2 separate regions of the Mus musculus genome follow, and region 1 is linked to region 2. The links are chromatin loops, found by intact Hi-C in ENCODE. Cell type or tissue: left cerebral cortex. All regions are shown on one strand. Each heading gives the region's core, and the rest is flanking DNA. Links, peaks and the distances in the headings are about the cores only.

Region 1 (2,915 bases), core at 111-2,610, 1.7 Mb before region 2:
TCGGGAAGCAGAGGCAGGCGGATTTCTGAGTTCGAGGCCAGCCTGGTCTACAAAGTGAGTTCCAGGACAGCCAGGGCTATCCAGAGAAACCCTGTCTCGAAAAAACCAAAACACCAAAAAAAGTTTTCTTTTTTTTTGATTGGATTCAATTCTTTACACATTCAACACTTTGTACCAGGTATAATTTGTCAGCACTAACAGTCTTCTCTGCCTCCACCTTTGTAGTAAGGTCTTGCATTTATTGAAGTATGTCCACACATTTCCCCAAGGATCAGTGAACTGAAGCGGAACACATCCAGTGAAAAAAGGGAGAACTGTTTTGTTTTATGACTAGAGAATGACAATCTTTAAGACATGTTTATACTAGGGACTACTGTTCACCTTCCTTAATTATTCTGAGATTAAGTGCCAGGCACTGGTGGCAACCCCTAGTATCCAGAGTCCATTTATTTTCTTCAAATGTCAATCCTAAACCTGCTTAGCACTATCTATCATCTATTCATCTATCTATCTATCTATCTATCTATCTATCTATCTATCTATCTATCTATCTATCTATCTATCTATCTATCTCAAGGCCCTCTCCTAACAGAGAAGCTACTATTTTTTGTTTTGTTTGTTTGTTTGTTTGTTTGTTTTTTGTTGATGGCTGTTGAGGGAAAATCTTTGGGGATGTGTCTCCTAAAAGATTGCTCATACCCAGTAAATGGCCACACACTTCTGTACACATACTGTACACACAATGGGGGTGTCACTGATAGACTTGGAAGTGGAAGGATAGTATTAATAACCGGCAGCAGATAGATGAATGTATGCATAGATGAAATGGATGGGTGGATGAATGATGGATAGGCAGGTGGATGGATAAATTAGATAGATATATAAGATAAATAGAGATAGAGATAGATGGATGATAGATAGATGAATATTGATGGATGGAAACGGTGATAGATGGATCAATGCATGTTAAATAAGTGTGTGGAATTTTCAAACACTAAAATATTAAGTTAAGAGGCTGGGCAGATGGTTCAGTGGTTAAGAGCTCTTGTTGCTTCTGTAAAGGACTCAGATTCAGTTCTCAGCACCCACATGGTGGTACACAAACACCCCCAACTACAGTTCTAGAGGTTGTAGCACCCTGTTCTGGCCTTTGCAGGCACCCCTAGGCATTCATTCATGTGCTGCATAGACACACATGCCAGCAACATACTCATACACACAAAATAGGGTAAATAAAATATATGGTTTAAAAAGAACAATGGAAAGTGGTTAGAGGGTTATAGCCACAGGACTGACAGGGTTTTGTATGTATTCAAATAGATCTCCAAGTGGAAAAGACCAGGGGGACCTGAGATGCTGGGTTGGATGCTGCTGTGGTGGTCTGTGTGAGAGAAGTAGGGCTGAAGGAAAAGAAATGGAGCAAAGGAATAATTAGGGGAGAACATAGATCACCCTGATGAAGCAGAGCTGAGGAAATGAAGCAAGTATCAATATTTGAACCTCTCTGTGTTTGGACCGTTTTTACAAAGATACACAGCACGGGAGGAATGGACTTGCGGGCTGATACACAGTAAGTTAAAGTTCAGTTTGCAGTGTATTGATCATAAACCCCTCATCGTGTTTTCCCCACACCCCTGTGAGAGGCATCCTAAAATGCCATTATATATGGGTTTCCTGGAATGAGTCGGCTTTTATTTATTTATGTTTTTATTCTGAGAATTTTATGGTCCTGCTTCATCTCTAACTACATTCTCTTTAATCCTAAGACATTCTCAGAAGTAAATGCTCTGCTATTCTTCTCTGAACTTACTTATATATTTCCATAATTGCTTTTCTTTTAAACTTGGAATGTCCCCCCATCTCTCCCCCCCTTTTTTGAATTTTTTTGAACTTTCCCAAGATTTAAATATCTCATAGTGATAAACTGCTTGGTTTTCAGGAACACACCCTCTCTTGACACTGTCTTCTTGTTTTATGGATAAGAAGATATCTTGAGGTTGCCTTGAGATTATTTGGAAATACCAGTGGGTCTTTTAAGCATCTTCTTGCTATATGTTCTTGGCTTTCCAAGAACTGTTAGGCATCTCAGCTAAGGTCACAGGCATTGACTCTGGGAAGCTTCCCCCATCCCAGGTTTCTGTTTAGGGCTTGATCATTCTGAAGACATTTTCTCTGGGACTCAGGACCCTTGGCTATCTTCAATTGAAGAGAAATTATTCTTAAACCTAGTGGAAGATCTTACTGTGTGCTGGGGGCTAGCAGGCAAGGGTTACCCAGCAGGTGATTTTCTTGGGCTTTATCTAACAGGTCAACATCTTTAGGACTTCTCTGTGAGACACTGGGGTGGCCTTTGAGGGTTCTTTGTGAAAACCCTTGCGGTCAGTTTTCTGGGTTACCGAGCAGGAACAGAAATCCTCAGAACTCTGCTTTCAGTATGGACAAGAAAAATCAGGTAAGAAAATGGGGGAAATATGGTAGCTCCCATACACAGCCCAAAGTCAGGTTGCCCCAACCAGGTCAGGCACAGATAAAGAGAAAGTCTTCATGAATAGTATGGACAGACAACTAGTTATTATACTCATGAGGCTGAGCCTTGTGTCTAAGGATTTCCTGACTCCCAGTGCCTGAATGAACAAGAAATGTCTTAGAAGACCACAAGGATTAGTAAGTGCTTAAATGACATTCCAGGTAACATTGAAAACAGAACTGCTCTGTAACAATTTACACTAAAGCACGTAAAGATAACCAAACGTCTGTGACCCAACCTCCAGGCCAAGATCTGGATTAAAGCACACCTGAGCCATGATACTTTGTACTCTCTCCTTGCTGCCTCCTTCCCACTGTGAAATGACTAATGGAGACTGAGAACCGAACTCAGGTTCTCTGTAAGAGAAGCAAGGGCTCTAAATCCTCGC
Region 2 (2,915 bases), core at 303-2,802:
ACAGCCCACGCAGCAGGCCGGGCGGCTGGCCTCTTCCTCCAAAGCTTTATTCAGAGGCTAAGACTACAAAAACAAGATGTGGTTAGAAAGGCGGCCTCCCCTCCGCCCCGGAGATTCCAGAAACATTTTGGAATGCAGTGTCCTTGCCATGAGGCCATTGTGTGGCAGGCAGGCTGTCTTACCCTGCCCTGCCAACTAGAGCTTCTGGCTTTAAAAGCAGCCAGCAATGATAGATCTTGCGTTGCGGCAGTGAGCTGCTCTGATGGGCGGCCTAGTGGATCTCCAAAGTCAGCATCATGACTCCCCTTCAGTCCTTCCTGTCACGCTCCTCCCTGCGTGGACCCCTCGCTTCAGCAGTCCCTACTTCTCACAGAGGAGACTGTCTGCATCCAGTGCTCAGGGCAGCCTGTTTGTCTAAAGTCAGGCAGTGTGAAAGGAACAAAGAGTGCAATTCCACCCTGAATTCATCAGCACTTGCCGCTGAGGCTTTCTCCGGCAAATCCTACTCATATTTTGGTTCAAGGTTTTGATGCTGAGCCAGGGCCCTGCTGCCACCATTAGGTGAGAGTGGTAGCTACATCCCAGGTTTCAAGATCTTAACGCGGTCCACTCAGCTCTGACAGGGAGTCCAGGGGCTGCAGGCAGGGAAGCTGGGCACTGAGACAGGGTTCTGGGGGCGGGGGAGGGGCGGATCCCAAGACCACCCACCTCTCCTGGAAGAGAGAGCCTTGTAAGGAATGACTTATCCTGTTCAGTTGTGACTGTGGTTGTTCAATAAACCTCCAGACTTTCTCTAAAGCAGTGTCTGGCATGTCCCTTGTCACCTGCCTTTCTGTCCATGTCCTCAGAAGACTGAGTGCCTGCCCAGCGTCCAGATGTCCTGCAGGGTACTGAATGGAATCGAGGTGCTGCCATTTCTACAGGGGAAGGCAGGCCAGAACAAGGGTGACTGCAGTTACAAAGGGCTGAGAAGGAGAGCTAAGCTGGCTGTCTTAGAAACTGGGGTGAAACCATCGTGAAACTGTCAAGAAATGCTCCTCAGGGCTGACAGACCAAGCCAAGAAGAGGGCAGAGAGCAGCCCCTGCAAAGGCCACGAGACAGAAAGGGGCTCAGGTCTGGAGGAACACAGGGGTGAACTCGGCATTCAGCCTTCTAGACTAGACCAGAAAGAGTTCCAGAGGGCAAACAGAGCTCACGCATTAGCCACAAATAACCTGTTTGCCAAAGTGTTTCTGGGCTGTTTAGCATCTGTAGAACCATGATTAAAACATCTACAGTGAGATCTTGTGCAACTCCTACCCTCTTTAGGCCTTCGTTCACAGTGAAATGAGCAGTGCTTGAAGGTTTGGTCCCTGAAGAACCCTGAGCAGAAACTGTTCCTCGTGTTGTCAGGTAGCAACCACCAGAGGGCGCTATGGACCATAGCTTGGAGAAGGTCATGTACCAGGAAAGCAGGTGAAAGAAATAGATTGACAGTATTCTTAAAGGTACACACTCAGAGATGTCTCAGCAGTTAAGAGCATCTGCTGCTCTTACAGAAGACTCAGGTTTGGTTCCCAGCACCCACATCACAACCATCCTTAACTCCAGTTAGAAGGGATCAGATACACTGATGTCTGTCACCTCCTCCAGAACCAAGCCTGCACGCATGGTGCCCATGCATATACACGGGCAAAAGCATGCCCTAGAATAAAATAAATCCTGTTTTTAAAAAAGGCTTTTTAAAGGGCTGGTGAGATGGCTCAGAGGTTTAAAGCACCTGTTGTTCTTGCAGAAGAGCACATGGTGGCTCCCAGCGGTTTTTAAGTCCAGTCCCAGGAGATCCAGTGCCCTCTTCTGACCTCCATAGGTACCAGGCTGGTACATGGAGTACAGACATGAGGCAAAACACTCACATTAATAAAATACTTTTTAAAGAAAGTTGTCTTTTTTAAACTTTCTTTACCCAGAGAATTATGACCCGATGGTGAATGAACAAGAAAAGCTTCCAGTGCCTACTGTATGCAGATGCTCAGATAGAAGTTGAAAGATGGCGGGTGTAAGCAAGATCCAGAGTGAATGGCTTACAGGATCTGCACCCCCACGAGACCCTTATTTGCCCTCACATGGTCCAATTCCCAGGCTTTGCCAACACGCATAGAGATGCTAGATTATTCATTTGCTTGCTTGTTAAAACTGAATATATGCGGGAGGGGGGGTGGTGCACACCTTTAGTCCCAGCACTTGGGAGGCAGAGGCAGGCAGATCTCTGAGTTCAAGGCCAGCCTGGTCTACAAAGTGAGTTCCAGGACAGCCAGGGCTATACAGAGAAACCCTGTCTCGAACCCTCCCCCCATCAAAAAAAAAAAAAAAAAAAAAAGAATGGCCCCATAGACTCTTACGGTGGAGTTGGGGGTGGGAGGGTTAAAGGCCCTGAAGGGGATAGGACAACAGAATCAATTAACCTGGACCCTTGGGAGCTCTCAGTCTGAGCCAACAAAAGAGCCTATGCAGGCTGGACCAAAGCACCCCCACCCCCACCCCGGAACATATGTAGCTCAGTCTCTATGTGGGTCCCCAACAGGGCCACCTGGTCTAGCCTCAAGGAGAGAGAACACACCTAATCCTACAGAGACTTGATTGGGGGCAGGGGGTGGGCTGGAAATGTTGTTATGGTCCAGCATCTGTCTGCCTCCCTCTTCTCTCTCTCTCTCTCTCTCTCCTCCCCCCACTTCCCCTCTCTCTCCCTCCCTTCCTCCCCTTGTGGATCAAGATTGTAATTCAGTGGGCCAGGGAGTGGTGGCGCATGCCTTTAATCCCAGCATTTAGGAGGCAGAGGCAGGCAGATCTCTGAGTTTGAGGCCAGCCTGGTCTACAGAGTGAGTTCCAGGACAGCCAGGGCTATACGGAGAAGCCCTGTCTCGAAAAATATTAT

The links. Peaks named below come from ENCODE experiments on the same cell type or tissue, not always from the same donor. Only the 100,000 strongest peaks of a DNase experiment are listed, where the experiment ranks them.
Region 1: it touches region 2 in a loop (3-fold over the local background); 5 of 42 quality-filtered maps call a loop at or near these places.

Annotation. Positions count from the first base shown.
Region 1 is chr11:56,123,648-56,126,562 of GRCm38, forward strand. No RefSeq gene overlaps it. Among named protein-coding and RNA genes, the nearest start is that of Gm46260, 5.2 kb to the left of the region's middle. In left cerebral cortex, for the core only: no CTCF peak of the experiment used is centred there; no DNase peak of the experiment used is centred there.
Region 2 is chr11:57,786,704-57,789,618 of GRCm38, forward strand. Galnt10 (polypeptide N-acetylgalactosaminyltransferase 10) reads left to right here. Exons shown (of 12, transcript NM_134189.2): 12 at 1-798. Among named protein-coding and RNA genes, the nearest start is that of 2010001A14Rik, 13 kb to the right of the region's middle. In left cerebral cortex, for the core only: CTCF peaks have their summits at 552 and 1,408 (motif pointing right); DNase peaks (open chromatin) are centred at 530 and 1,408; H3K27ac peaks cover 148 bases.